2 separate regions of the Homo sapiens genome follow, and region 1 is linked to region 2. The links are chromatin loops, found by intact Hi-C in ENCODE. Cell type or tissue: mammary epithelial cell. All regions are shown on one strand.

The links. Hi-C counts contacts between places; a loop is a spot of excess contacts. Peaks named below come from ENCODE experiments on the same cell type or tissue, not always from the same donor. Only the 100,000 strongest peaks of a DNase experiment are listed, where the experiment ranks them.
Region 1: a loop joins it to region 2, with 11 times the contacts of the local background. A loop is called at or near these places in 6 of 110 quality-filtered maps.

Annotation. Positions count from the first base shown.
Region 1 is chr5:13,828,226-13,836,225 of GRCh38, reverse strand. It overlaps DNAH5 (dynein axonemal heavy chain 5), which reads left to right. Exons shown (of 79, transcript NM_001369.3): 36 at 5,451-5,629; 37 at 6,013-6,200; 38 at 6,522-6,716. Among named protein-coding and RNA genes, the nearest start is that of DNAH5-AS1, 28 kb to the left of the region's middle. In mammary epithelial cell, a CTCF peak has its summit at 4,796 (motif pointing right); DNase peaks (open chromatin) are centred at 4,645 and 5,475; H3K27ac peaks cover 2,074 bases.
Region 2 is chr5:13,953,915-13,961,914 of GRCh38, reverse strand. It overlaps a transcript of DNAH5 not described here. Among named protein-coding and RNA genes, the nearest start is that of DNAH5, 13 kb to the right of the region's middle. In mammary epithelial cell, a CTCF peak has its summit at 4,661 (motif pointing right); a DNase peak (open chromatin) is centred at 4,644.

The DNA of each region.
Region 1 (8,000 bases), 130 kb after region 2:
TTAGCGTGTTTGATCAGCCTCACAAAAGTGCCCTCCTGCTGTTGTCTTCATTTTAGCAAGTTGGCCATTCCATTTTATCAGAATGCTGGGGGGAAGTGTGATAGTAAGTATAATGGCCCCCAAAAGATGTCCATGTCCGAACCCCTGAAGCCTGTGAATACATCACCTCCAAATGGGCAATCCAACACTCCCTGGAGTAACCCTGAAGCCCTTCCTTCTCTCTCACCTCATTTTCCAATAATCTACCTTCAATTTGGTCAGCAGTGCTTTCAGGTTCCTTCTAGAATGTGACCATTTTCACCCCTTTGCCTTACTGGTATGGCTCCGATGACTGGAGGAACAGCAGGGTCCTTTGCCTTGTGCCGATTAGATAAACGCTACGGACACACATGGAGTCGTTTCATGGGGTGGAAAGTTAAATAGGCAAGAAAGAAGGAAAAAGCTCCCCAGTACAGAGACAGAGGGAGGGGTGCTCCGAGCAGAGAGAGAAAAACCACGTAAACAGGGGAAAACAGTAGGTTATATTAGGAGGCTGGAGGAGGCGGTGTCTGATTTGCATAGGGCTTAGGGTTTTGGTTTGACCAGGTGTGTCATTCATGTAGCCCTCGAAAAAACTGGCCCTCCAACCCCAGCCTTTTAATATGTAAATGCAGATCGCAATGATGTCCTGCACACATGGAGTTATCTGGAGGCAGCCATGATGCTTGGCGCACGTGGTGACAAGGAGAAGAGGGTGGGAATTGCCCTGTTGGATGGACCCAGTTTCTAATCACCAGCATTTGCATATCAAAGCTTGCCGGCCTGGCTCTTTAAGCTGCTTTTCTGTTAGAAAAGAAATGTTTCGGGAGCTACTTTTATTAAAAGAAACAAACCTTACCGAGGACTCCTTTTACCCTCTCTATCTGCCTACAGTTATTTCTATATCATTACTACTATTTTTTTTTTTTGAGAAGAAGTCTCACTCTGTCGCCCAGGCTGGATCACAGTGGTGCGATCTCCGCTCACCGCAACCTCCCAGGTTCAAGTGATTCTCCTGCCTCAGCCTCCTGAGTAGCTGGGACTACAGGTGCGTGCCATCATGCCTGGATAATTTTTGTATTTTTAGTAGATGCGGGGTTTCACCGTGTTGGCCAGGGTGTTCTTGAACTCTTGACCTCAGGTGATCTGCCCTCCTCAGCCTCCCAAAGTGCTGGGATTATAGGAATCATTACTACTCTTATCCTGACCTGCATCCTTCTGACAATGTTTTAACTGGCTTCCCTGCCTCTGTCGTTGTCCTCGTACAGTCTGTTCTCAGTTCAGACACCAGAATGTAAGTCAGATCCTTTGCCCCAAAACTTCTCCCATGGTTCCTTCTCATGCAAAGTAAAAGCCAACGTCCTCACGTGGGCCTGTGAGGCCTGGTACAATCTGGCCTCTGCTACTTCTCTGTTTCTCTATCCTCATTCAGCTCAGGCCACCTGCTCCTTGCACAGCTGTGGCGCAGCCCTGCCACAGGGCCCTTGCCCTCATTATACACTTGGCCTGGCACCCTCTTCCTTCAATAGTGGCATAGCTTGCTTCCTTCTTCCTTTAGTCCCCTGCTAGAGAGTCACCTCAGAGGGTCTCCCGACCTCCCGCAATCTCCAAATCTCATAACCCTCTTATCCTTGGTGCGTGGGCTTCATGTGATTTGTTTGCTAGAATTGTTCTGTCACATAACAGATGCTAAATAAATAGTTCTTGAATAAATGAAAGAAGTGATTATTTCCAAAATTGCATCTTAATGGTGAAAAATTTACATGGTACAGAAGAACATGAAGTAGCATGTGTGGGAGGGAAAACTTTTCTATTTTTAAAAATGATCAACAGTTTATTTTCTATCCCTCTGAAAACTGTGGATGCTTAGACATTAAAATCCTTTTTCAGTTTCACATATAGGTATCATAGTTTACAGTCTTTTCTGCAATTTGATTCTTCCACTGTGTTCATTGTCTTGTATTTTTTTTATATTAAAAAACTGAGAACTTTAAAAGCAAAATAAGTATTTTCAAGTATGTAAGTAAAGGGATTCTGAAGTTTGTCTGTTTACCCTAAATGCCCATTTGTTTATTTTTCTTTAACCAACTTGATTATGTGGGAAGTGAGTTATTAATTTTCGATAGTAACTGAGATTCCACTGCAAGATTTGCTTCCCTTTTGCAAGAGAAAACTCCTCATTGAAATTAGTACTTTTAAAAAGTCAAATGCTGGAGGCACTGACATGTTGTCAGCCCTTCACTGACTGACCTGTGAATTTAACAGCTGGGGCAGCTCCCTGGATTCTGGGAAGCTCAATGCCATGTGGACAGAGTTGCAGACATTTCAGATGATAAAATAGCTATTATAATATGATAACATACAGCACTTTTCTCCAAAACTCGTAGTGTTTTTAATGAAGACTAGAATTGTCCTGACTACTGCTGTCACTTAAGCAGAAGGCAGAAGAAATTGAGGGCTGATGGAGGCATCTTATCTGCTTGATAAGAAATGTAGACAGGACTTGTACCTTTCTCTGACATTCCCACAGCTTCTGTGAGTGTTGCCTGAGTGCTGACTGCTCAGCTCTGCCCCTAGCAGCTGTGTAGTGTTGGACAAGACACCTAACCTCCCTCATTCCCTTGTTTGGGAATCATTGTGTGGACTAGAGGCAACGTAAGTACCCAGCACAGGGCGTGACACAGCAAATGTTTGTTATTATTATTATTATTCTTGCTATCACTGTTGCTTGTCAAAATTGCTGATAACACTTTTTTTTTTTTTTTGGGAAGGAGTCTCACTCACTCTGTTGCCCAGGCTGGAGTGCAGTGGCGTGATCTCGGCTCACTGCAACCTCTGCCTCCCAGGTTCAAGTGGTTCTCCTGCCTCAGCCTCCTGAGTAGCTTGGATTACAGGCGTGTGCCGCCACATCCAGCTAATTTTTGTATTTTTAGTAGAGATGGAATTTTGCCATATTGGCCAGGCTGGTCTTGAACTCCTGACCTCGTGATCCATCCGCCTCGGCCTCCCAAAGTGCTGAGATTACAGGCATGAGCCACTGTGCTTGGCCTATGTTAACACATTCTTTTTTTTTTTTGGATAACACATTCTTTAGCAACCTTGTCTTTGGTTTCTCCTTAAACATGCCCTATAATCAAAGAGTCTGTAACTAAACCAAGTTCTCAAGGAAGAAATGTACTCTGCTGATGCACGTACCATTGTTTCTTAGGAAACTTTTCAGCAGTTTAGAACCAATAGGAGTTGAAACCATTTCTGGTTTACCTGTGACAAAATGCACTGACAGTGCTATGAATAGTTACGATGAATGCTGGTGATAGATTTGGTTAGTTCGAGTGCTAATGAGCCCTGGGGTCATGGGGTTGGTTGCTTTTCATTTGGCATCAGGGTCACATTCTGCATCTCTAATTCCTGTAGCTGTTGGGACAGGAGGGACCAGATAAGAATGAATGACTGGATCAGCGCAAGCCATTTATTCAACCAATGTTCATATAGTACAAGGTGCCAGGGGTTAGGCAAGTAGTTGAGGGTACAAGTGTGAACCAAACCTAGCTCCTGACCGCAGAGAGTTTATAGCAGTTTAACTGAAGGTTAGAAAACTAAAATGGAGTTGACCACAGGCAACTAAAACACATAAAGTTCAAACCCTGTTCATGAATGGAAACGGTTTTGAAAATAGCCAATAGATAGACTAGAAAGGAAAGCAGAGAAGGGAGGCAAGAAGGGAGATACACTCACATGTAGAATTCTCTAGACACACAGGGAGATGCTGTGACAGATCCATGCTTGTCACCGAAAGGCAGTTTGGGCACCAGTGTAGCAGTGGGTCTGAAGCCCCACCTAGCTGAGCCAGGGAGAAGTCTCCAGGCATGCCCACCTGCTTTTCATGTAAATAGGATTGATCTGTTTGAAGCAACTTGCTACTTGTTCAGTTTAAATATAAACCCAGTGATCTCAGTTGTAACGAGGGTCTGCATAACACAGCAGCCGAGTGATCAGAGTTGATGGAGATGTATTCCCTTTTTTGTGTTTGGTATTTTATTTAATCTTTTTTTTTCAGTTTTTAATTTTTAAGTTCAGGGGTACATGTGCGGGTTTGTTACATAGGTAAACTTGTGTCATAGAGGTTTGTTATATAGATTATTTCATTGCCCAGGTATCAAGCCTAGTGCCCATTAGTTATTTTTCTTTCCCGGATAGAGTGGGCTTGTCCCAGAGCTGGAAAGTGAGAAGACTTGGCTTGTCTCAGCTGTCCTGCCGCAGTCCTGAGAAAAGTCACTCAATCTCTGTGGCCTTTTTCCTTATCTCTGTACAGTGGGGGAAAGGAACAGTAGCTTCCTTCCAGGGTTCTCTGGGGATGAAACGAGATGATGCATGTGGAGCACACTGTGGTGTCTGTTGTTGTTACAGACTCTGCTTTGGAAGGGATGGCAAAAATGCAACAGGAGAAATAATACCTTGGGTTAAAAGGCAGAGTCAAAGTGAGAGCAGGCATTCTCCTGATTTCATGACCAGATCTTTTCCTCTGTATCCAGACTCTGCATACATTAAGGGCTGAGTCATTTACTTGCCTTTATAGCACTCGTTTCCAGTAACATTGAGAACCTGGAACCACCCCCAGCTGGTGCACTCAGTGTTCATTTCCACTGCTCAGGCTGGATAGTCACTTCATTTCCTTGGAAGTCTTTTTCAAGTCCGGATGAATGCTTTATAGTTTGGCCATAAGAAAACCCTACACGGCACCACTTTATAATTTGTCTCCTTTGGTAACACCAGGTGGTGCTGGCAAACAAGTAATTGATCTGCAAGTTATCAGGTGAAAAATTTTCCTTTGCAGGCATTCTTGTATTCTCTCACCAAATCTTTTATTTGTTAATCTCATATAGTAAGATGCAATTGAAAGCATGTGCAAGGTTAGTAGATACTCACAGAAATAGATTCAAGGTGTGATTATTTAGCAGTGTGTGTTTTAAATCCCAACTACATCAAATGGCCAACTCTTAGATTCAAAAGGGGATTAATCTATTTGAAAGGATCCCGATCTGTTTCACAGAATATATACATTTTAGATGGGGGTAGATTTCTGCGAAAATGTTGCCAAATACATTTTGGAAATGCAATGTATTATTTTTATACCTGGAGATTCTCTCTGCATATTATGATAAGAAAGCCTGAAAAATTCAGCAGTAAAGAAACCTGTTTAACCTTTTAAGGAGTTTTTAAACTTAGTTGATCATAGACTACCCCCTCCTTTTCCTCAACATATGTTAACATTGATAAGGATAAGTGTGTTTTAGGATGTTGTATTCGAAATGTTAGGTAGGGACAATGGCCTTTTGTTTTTTAATCTTGTGTGCGTTTCATGCCACTGTGATGTCTCAGAAGTATTTCCAGGTGACTGAGGGCTGGTTCTAGTGATGTTTCTACCCATGCAGATGTTACATCACGCTGGCTCAAGCTCTGGGAATGAGCATGGGGGGAGCCCCTGCTGGACCTGCAGGCACAGGCAAAACAGAAACCACTAAAGACATGGGACGATGCCTCGGGAAATACGTCGTGGTTTTCAATTGTTCAGACCAGATGGATTTCCGAGGACTTGGACGGATTTTTAAGGGTATGGGTTATATTTTTTAATCTGGTGAGAAATTGCAGCCAAGGTGGAATATTTTGCTAAAATTTGTTTTCAACAATTGGCCACATTTTAGAATCATTTTCAACTTTGTAAAATTTTTTGGAAAATCTTCAATCTTGCCAGGTTGTGTGGACCAAATGTTACTTCCTCCTGACTTTTTTTTGATATTCCTTTATCTTGGGTGTTTACAGGTGAAGTGCCAAATTGTAAGCTGTTTTGGGTCACTTGATGCATAGATCTATTTGTTGCACTTTACTTTTGAATGAACTTACATCTGGCTCATTTTAGCAGCTACATAATATCCTTTTTCTTGGTTTTCTAAAATTATATACTAATTGGATTTTTCATTTAATTTCCTTTCGAAGGACTGGCACAGTCTGGATCCTGGGGTTGTTTTGATGAATTTAACCGTATTGATCTACCAGTTCTCTCGGTTGCAGCCCAGCAAATTTCCATTATTCTGACATGTAAAAAGGAGCACAAAAAGTCTTTTATCTTTACTGATGGAGATAATGTGACTATGAACCCTGAATTTGGGCTTTTCTTAACCATGGTAAGGAGCTGCTAGAAAAGCTACTGAATTTCAGCCTTCTTATCACAATTTTCATGCATCTCCCTGGTCATATGTCATCTGTTTTCCTGAATGGAAATTGGGATTGTAACTTTACCTCCTTTTGAAAACCTTTTGGTGTTAAGCAAAGATCATATGAATAGCTCATGACTTAGCCTGTCCAGGTAAAACGAGATTGAGATACGTAAATGAGTTCCCTGGTTGTCATTCCAGATTTGTTGTGTGTACATAATGAATCTTTTAATATGATGCTGATGTGTGCTTGATTGCATCATTCATCCTTGGGCTTTATTTTCTGTTTAGAATCCTGGCTATGCCGGACGGCAGGAACTCCCTGAAAACTTGAAGATTAATTTCCGCTCAGTGGCCATGATGGTGCCTGACCGTCAGATTATCATAAGGGTGAAGTTGGCTAGTTGTGGCTTCATTGACAACGTTGTTTTGGCCAGGAAGTTTTTCACGCTCTACAAACTGTGTGAGGAGCAGCTTTCTAAGCAGGTGTGTCATCCTGGAGGTCTTATGCACTTAGGCATGTTTCATTTTTCTATTCAGCAGAATGTTCTCATTTTGAGAAATTCTAGACTGGGCTTGTTGACAAAGGATTTTATTGACACTGAGTAGAAAGGTGTATTACTACAAAAATAATTTTATATGCATAGTTTTTTAAGAAGTACATTTAAATAAATTAATATTTACAGCATAGAAATGAAGTGAATATTATCTGCACTGGTTTAAGAGCCAAAGACTTATGGATATTAACATTGGCTGTTTATACCACTTATAGATTCATTGTTATATGTGTTATGTATTTTCATGATTTGTAGGAACCTCCCAATGATTTATTCTTCTTCATTCTAAGCTCACTTGAGTATTTGACCAAGGTTTACTAACTGTCTTGTTTATATGTTGCAGCCTTCTTGCTAGTTTCCTCGATTGTTTAGGGTACCAGGTTCAGGCATCATGAGGTTTCATAGTTAAAAGTCATGGAATTAAACATATAGTTCTGCATTAGTTATCTATTGCTGCATAATAGTCATCTAACAATCATACCACAAACTTTGTGTCTTGTAACAACGTACATTTATTACTACATGGTGTCTGTGGGTCAGGAGTTAGCTGAAATGAGTCCTGTGGTTTGTGTCTAACAAGGCTACAATCAAAGTATTGGCTGGGGCTGTGGTTTCATCTGATGCTCGAATGGGGACAATCTACTTCTGAGCTCACTCAGGTTGTTAGCAGAATTCTGTTAGTTGAGGGTGTAAGACTGAGGGCTTCGATTTCTTGCTGGCTATTTTCTGGAGGCCACCTTTAGTTCCTACAGGCTGTGCATAGTTCCTTGCTATATGGGTTTCCCCAACATGACCACTTACTTTCTCAAAGTCAGCAAGGAAAGTGGTTTCAGCAAAACGAGTGCTACAGTCTAATCTAATGTGACCACATAATCACACACACATAATCACATACAACCTGTTGTCTCTGCTGTATTCTATTAGTTAGAAGAAGCAAATCACAGGTCCTGCCTACTCTCAAGGTGATATCATATAAGGACATGACCACCAGGAGGTGGGCATCATGCCACAATTTTTTAGTACATATCAGTAAAAATTACTAGAAATATATGCTAAATAATGACACAGTGCAATAAACATGAGACTATAACATGAATAACACTTCCTAACATATATAATCTTTGTTCCATCTTATCACTTAGGCTTTAATTTCAAACTTCTTTGAATCTTTATTACTTTTTATACCCACAGGTTCAACCTAATTACATTCCTA
Region 2 (8,000 bases):
AACAAATAATAAAAGCGTTAGTGATTGAGTTCTATGTAGAGGAGTACCCAGATCAGGAGAGAGTATCAATCAAGGCAGGCTTCTCGAAGGAGGAAGCTTTGGGTCAGGTTGGGAGGGAGTTGAGCATCAAGGATTAGTAGGAGGAATGGGGGAGGCATCTCACCAAGGGGCTCATAATGCTGTGTAGTGAAGATGGGATCATTTTGTCCGTGGGCTTTGGACGAGTCACTTTACCATACCTTTCTTTCTTTCTTTTTCTTTTTCTTTTTTTCAGAAGGAGTCTTGCTCTGTCACCCGGGCTGGAGCGCAGTGATGTGATCTTGGCTCACTGCAACCTCTGCCTCCCGGGTTCAAGTGATTCTCCCGCCTCAGCTTCCTGAGTAGCTGGGATTACAGGTGCCCGCCACCACACCCAGCTGATTTTTGTATTTTTAATAGAGATGGGGTTTCACCATGTTGGCCAGGCTGGTCTTGAACTCCTAACCTCAGGCGATCTGCCCGCCTCAGCCTCCTAAAGTGCTGGGATTACAGGCGTGAGCCACCATGCCCGGCTCGCTTTACCTTTCCATCTCTGAGTTTCCTCATTTGGAAAATGGGAATAGGAACACTCACTTTTGTTAAAAATTACACATACTGGAAACGTACTTTGCCTTTCTCACTCTCAGTTTCCTCATCTGGAAAATGGGTATAGTAATACTCTCTTTTATTTTAAAAAGATGATTTTTATATTATTAAATATATACAGAAAAGAACTGGAAAGTGGTCAAGGGAGGGAGGTATAGAAAAACTTATTCAGCAAAGAAGCTTCTTCCTTACCTGCCTTTCCTGACTCAAAGAAATCTGCCCACAGCAGAACTGGGCCTGGGGAAACTCATTCCAATTTCTTTCCTCCCTTGGAGGTTGGGGAAAGAGTGGAGATTTCAGAGGCTTTCAGGATACTGAAGAAGGTAGGGGGAATGATAGGAAGCTATTGCAGCCTTTTCCAGTTCTTCTCTCTTCTTGTGGAACTAAGCCCAATCCCATCTCACAATACTCGATATCAAAAAGATGACCCCATGGAAGTGGGCACACGTGGGCACCTATGTGCTGAGCATGAGGCTGGTTGTGATGAGTAAGTGAGGCATGGTGCGTGTGGAGTAGCCACGGGGAGAGGGTGGGTGTGGGAGGAGGGATACTGAGGGACTCCCAGGGAGGTGAGCATGGAGCCGGGCTGTGCCTTGGCCAGGGGTTCCCCTATGCTGACGTAAGAAGAGAGGCACAGCCAAGTTGTGTGTGATGTTGGTTTAGACCAGAGGCCAGCGAATTTTTCTGTACAGGACCAGATAAATAAATATTACAGACTTTGCAGCTCTCAGTTGTAACTGCTCAAGTCTGCCATTGTAGCATGAACGCAGCCATGGGCAATACAGAAATGAATAAATACGTCTGTGTTCCAATCACATTTTGCTTACAAAAATAGACAATGGGCCAGTTTTTGCACATGAGCCATAGTTTGCCAACCCAGAGAGTTAGGAATTCTGAAAAAGGGATATTAGTTTCAATCATACCCCAGCAAGATGATGACGATGTGAGCCCATCAGTGCCTAGTGTTCACCCCTCCAGTGTTGGGGTTCACTCATCTGTGCACCTCCTCACATTCACTGTAACACAGTACGGTCCACCTCGTTTCTCCTCACCTTGCTTCTTGCATTTGCTCCACCAGAGTAACCTAACTCAACAATTTTTTTTAAATCTCCTGGGATTGAAAGAACTTTTGCAGCATGCTAAATCAAAAACTAAAGATTTGGATTTTTTTTTTTTTTTGAAGATAAAAGCGTTCCCCTCATGCCGTAGGGAAGCAGAACACTCCTTTTCTATTCTTGTCTTTGCATTTTGACTGTAGCTGGGAGTGAGTCCAGTTCTGGGGGTGTTTTTCCTGGACTCAGTCATGAGGAATCTTTTTTTTTGAGATGGAGTTTAGCTCTTGTTGCCCAGGCTGGAGTGCAATGGCGCAATCTCGGCTCACTGCAACCTCCACCCTCCCGGGTTCAAGAGAATCTCCTGCCTCAGCCTCCCGAGTGGCTGGGATCACAGGCATGTGTCACCACGCCTGGCTAATTTTGTATTTTTAGTAGAGACGGGGTTTCACCATGTTGGTCAGGCTGGTCTCAAATTCCTGACCTCAGGTGATCTGCCTGCCTCAGCCTTCCAAAGTGCTGGGATTACAGGTGTGAGCCACCACACCCAGCTGAGGAATCTTGATAGAACTCACACAGAATTCCAGGGAGAGGACTTGGGGTAAGGAATGAAGAGGGAGACCCACGGGGGTAAAACCACCTCCAGGTCCCACCTTTTCTCTGCCTTGGTGGCCCCAATCCTTTTCTCAAGGACCCCACTGTCCTGGGCGCTGGGCTGGTCCGAAAAGGGACCTGCACTCATGGCATGAAGATGTGAAGCCTGGTTCTGACTTGGGGCTGGTTTGGCCAAGTTGGCCTGATGAGGGGCACCTCTCCCCAACCTTCACCACCTGGCATTCTCGAAGACAGAGAGAATCCACACTTGTCTGCCTCTTCCCTCTCTATCAGTCTTCTTGAGTCTTCAGTGGGATTCATTATATTCAAAATGGCCTGTATCTGCAGTTTGGAGTTCTGCGAGGACTCAACTCTTTCTAAAATTAAAAGCCATTGAGAACCAGGCACAGAGGCTCATGCCTATAATCCCAGCATTTTGGGAGGCTGAGGCGGGCTGACCACTGGAGGTTAGGAGTTTGAGACCAGCCTGACCAACATGGTGAAACCCCGTCTCTAATAAAAATACAAACATTAGCTGGGCGTGGTGGCACATGCCTGTAATTCTAGCTGAGGCAGGAGAATTGCTTGAACCTGAGAGGCGGAGGTTGCAGTGAGCCAAGATCGCACCACTGCACTCCAGCCTGGGTGACAGATGGAGACTCCATCTCAACAACAACAACAACAACAAAAAGGCTGTTGAGAAACATAAAATTCCTTCATGATTAATTTCTGACATAACATTGTAGGAGCTTGTGATTTGTGTGACTTCTCTTTAAAATGCATTAAGGTTTTGTGTGTTCTAATGATTAATTTTGTTAACTATCTATGGCACTGTAAGATAATAATTTGGGGGAGATTTTAAGGTTTAGTATATTCCTGTTAAAACATTCTATTAGAACATCCTTTAACTATCGTTTTTGTTAATGTTACCTGTAGTTCTAACAGATTTTGCTTATTTTATTTTAGTACTGGTTTTTGGCACATAGCTACTATATATTCATAGTTAATTTTACTTTTTACGAAAATAAAATGGCTGTCTTGGTCCAAATCTTTAATGCCTTTGTCTTTAATTCTACTCTATGTAAGAGTAATATTGAGGCACCTATTCCTTTTTCTGGATGTGTGCTGTTATCTTTATCCAGTCTTAAAAATAAAATCAATGGAAAGAAAATTATCAGAAGAAAAATAGGAAGGGACATGAACAGGCAATTTACAAAAATAAAAACAAAACAAAACACAAATACCCAGTAAATAATTTTAACATGTTCAGCTTCACTTGTCAAAGATTTGCAAATTAAACTTGCAAGAAGATAACAGCAACTTACCATTTCTCATCTACCATATTTGTAAAGATGAACAAAATTACATTAAATTTCTCATGGAAATCAAAGAGTATAATTTTGGAGAGATGAATTTTATAATAATTTATTGAAATTAATAAATAGAGATTTATACCAAGGATTTGTATGCAGGGATATCCATTATACTGTTATTTATAATAGTGAAAAATTGGAACCAATCTAAAAGTAAAAAAAAAATTGGCTAAATAAATCAAGGCCTATGTAATTGATATGCTATGCAATCGTTAGATCATATTTTGAAGAATATTCAATAATATGAGAATGTGTACATGATACATTTTAAACTAAAAATAAAGGTATATATACATATATACATATACATGTGTGTATTTTATTTTTAAGAAAACGGGAGCTAGAATATTTATTGCTCATGGAGTAGAAGAATATATGTTAATAGTGTTCATATTATGGTGATTTTTTCTATTTTCCAATCAATTTTTATTATTTTCATAATAATAAAGTATATTTAAAAATACAGGTATTGGAATTACTTAAAAGCAGTTAATGATCTTAAAGAAAAGATGATGTTACATTTTAAATGAGAGGAAATGATCAAAATCAACTCAAAGAGTTCACTATGTAACTATCAATATTGGGATTACTATATGGATATATTTACATATTTTCCTCTTTAAAGATTGAGATAAAAGTTTTTGCCTCTTCAATGTACCATCTTCCACACAGTAAGATATATTTTATTATTTATAATTATTTTATTATTTAACTTGGGCCATATGATATAGATAGAGAAAATGTCTAAATTGGAAATTTTTGAAAGGGAAATCATCAGAACATAAAGACAAGTTTCTTGTGGGTTAGAATTGAAAAAGAGAAGACTGGCTTCTCTTTCATTAAAGCATTCAGTAACTTTCCCACTGTTCTGTCTTCTTTGTAAATATGAGACAATAAGTGTAAATAATTGATAACCTTTGATGTACTCATGAGACATGGGTCTGTTTTGTATTTCCTTAGCTCTTCAAGCTAATGGTTAATGGGTGAGTTATACTTTCAGCCACTGGATGGCAGCTAACCTCCACTAGTAGTCAGCTGTTTCCAGAGTCTCTCCTTCTGTAGTGTAGACTGTGCTTTGTTTAGCATATTGTGCTTGAAGGGAGAAAAGAATTCAACATGCAGTATCTCTGGATTAATCTCATTTTATTAACCTCTGAACATAAGGTTTTATAGGGCATGAGATTGAAATGCTGTAAATCTTGTAACCAGAATCTGAGGATTTCTTCTTAAAAAGAAAAAAGCTAGATAAACCTGTCTGTTGATTGAGGTACAGTGTTGTTTTCATGGACTGTAGATCCATTACTAATAGTAGAACTTTGCCAATTTGACATCCCTGCACTACAAATAAAATTGCAACAACAATTCTCTGTAAGGAAAATATTTGTGAACCTTAGCTGAGCCATGGTAAGTTGATGCTCAGTATACTGAAATTCACTTTTATGAATAATTCAGTTCATGAAATTTCAGTGTGCAATTCTATCCCATTTGATAATCACTCAATAAAATGATAATAAAAAAGAGCACCTGCTATGCAGGAAAAAATGTGGCAGTTGAATCATGCTGTAAACCTCACACTTCGGTCTCTGCTAATAGAGGAACGTAGAAGTGCAGGATAAGCAGTTTCTCTCTTCTGTCTAACTAGGGGCACGCATGGGCAGAGTGACACTCAAAGGAGGGGCTGGGATTTGCCTTTTACACTTACTTATGAGTTCTTTTACTGCATATCCTCAAATAACTCACTATCTATAGCAACAAGTTAACAAAGATAAAAGACAATAACAAAAATGAGAACAACAATGGCATGAAAAAGGACACCTTCAAGGGGATAAAAACAGAATAGAGGTATTACTTAATGAGAGAAAATAGTTTTGGTTGATGACTATACACAGTATAGATGATGTTTAAAAATTACCATTCAACATATATTTAATGAGCACCTGTTATATGGCAGATATTGTGCTAGTCACAGTATTCATAGTCTTTATTTTAAAAAATATCCCAGCATAAAGTTTATTTCTAAAATGTAATTATTATTTAGTATGAAAATGATTAGATTCAAGGAATGAGCTGTAGAATTTCAGAGAAGGGAATCATAAGATTCGGGAAGAATGCTATAGAGGAAGGGCCATGGGAACAGATTCTTGACACGTGAATGGGACAGTGACCAGCAGAGATGGAATGAAGTGTGTGTCAGACCCTATGAAAGTGCATTTAGGGAAGAGCATGTACCACCCCACTGGTGAGCGTGGACAGCGGTGGTGGTTTGCAGGGAAGGTAGGAGATTCTTGTTCTGTTTTTCTTCATTGTTGCACGCTCTTGGCAAGGACTTTCCCTCCCCTCATGTCTTGCTTTTCTCCTGTATATTAGAGTAAAATTTAATATTGAAATAAGAGTTTTGAACTGATTTTAAAAAGGTTTAATCTCTACCAGAGTTAAATAGAACTAATTAGGGAAATATAAACTCTAATTAGATTGTTTACTATTTTGAAAACCTTCCGTAGGACAAACTTTTGTGATTTAAAATGTTTTCCATTTTATTAATTTTCTTTTTTTTCTTAAAGAGAAAAAAGTAATTCCCAAATGAGGATAACAGTTTGGAGAAAAATTGCCTTCAGCCTTAGTTCTTTTAGTCATATTTGCCTCACATTTTCTCCTAGGAGACTGCTGTTTTCAACTTTGTGTATTTCCTGGATTAAAAAAGCAATAGATTTTCTCTTACTGCTCTACATCACTCAGTGAATTAACCCCTCCAATTTTTGTTTCTTTACATTTGTTATTATTATGTAATGAGCTGGACACACCCTGTTTTCTTCCATTCTTTGTTTGGCAGTGAAACCCACTGAGGATGCTGAGTTCTCTTGGTGTATTAGTCTGTTTTCACATTGCTATAAAGACATACCTGAGACTGGGTAATTCATGAAGAAAAGAGGTTTAATTGATTCATGTTTCCACAGGCTTAACAGGAAGCACGGTTGGGGAGGCCTCAGGAAACTTACAATCATGGCAGAAGGCAAAGAGGAAGCAAGCACATCTCACCGTGGTGGCAGGAGAGAGAGAGAGTGAGGGGGGAAGTGCCACACACTTTTAAACAACCAGTTCTTGTGAGACCTCAATCGCGAGACAGCAGTTGGGGGACGGTGCTAAACCATTAGAAATTATCCCATGAGCCAGTCACCTCCCACCAGCCTCCACCTTCAATACGTGGGGATTACAGTTCCACATGAGATTTGGGTGGGGACAGAGAGCCAAACCATATCAGTCTGCCTTTGACTTCGCGTTGATTGTGTGGTCCTAAGTTGTTTCAAAATGAAGCACAGAATGGCAAGAAAATTGGTGATGAGTGAGAGTGAACGTGTGAGAACTGGCTGAGATGATTTTCCTTTAGGCTTCAGGGTCAGAAAGAAGGGAGATAGAAAGCAGCCAGGGAGGTTAAAAGAGAAAGAGTCAGAGATGTCCCAATGTGGAAGGCAGAACAGGCCTCACTCAAAAAGTAGCAGCGAGATCAACGCTGGGGCAGTTTAATGGGCAACGGGGAAACACTGCCTTCCTTCTGGAATTTTCTGTTGGAACAGATTCGAGTGTTAACCCTCTACTTTGGGAAAGGGGGAGGAAGAAAGTGGAGAAGCAGAGAGAAATGACTTTCCCTGGCCTGCTCTCGCTCACTTTCGGAACACCTCTCTCAGGAACATGTTTTCCTTTATTTTCTTCTATTACAAAAGGAAGAGCTTGCAGACTTTATTTAAGCTTTTACATTTTTCCTTCTAATTTTTAGACATGCAATTGCTCCTCCTTCACTAAAGTGATTTAGACCAACTTCAAAACTGAGTTTTATGAAAAGTTCTTTCCTTATCCTGTAAACCTTATTGCATATAAAAGGGTATATTTTCCACGTGTCGACTCATGAGCTTGGTATAGCACCCTGGATTCCTGCAACCTTCATAAGGTCTTATAATTTAGTACTTTATTATTTCACTTAGTTAGTTTTATCTCCTTTAATGGATTATAAGCTCTTTCTGGGAAGGAAGTGTTTTATAGTTGAATAACATCGTGCAGGGTATATCAGGGAAGCTTAATAAATATGTTTTGATTGCCTTTGGTGAGATGAATGAGTACACTAAAGTATTTTCTTAAAATATGTAACATTTCCTCTTAAATCACACCTAAAATATGGACTTACTTTTCTTACCATGTAGAAAAAATATTTTACCACCAGGTTTGACCTTTAGGGTCTTTACTGTCTTTTGTTTCTATTAAAACAGGAACTGGCCGGGCGTGGCAGCTCATACCTGTAATCCCAGCACTTTGGGAGGCCGAGGTGGGTGGATCACATGAGGTCAGGAGTTCAAGACCAGCCTGA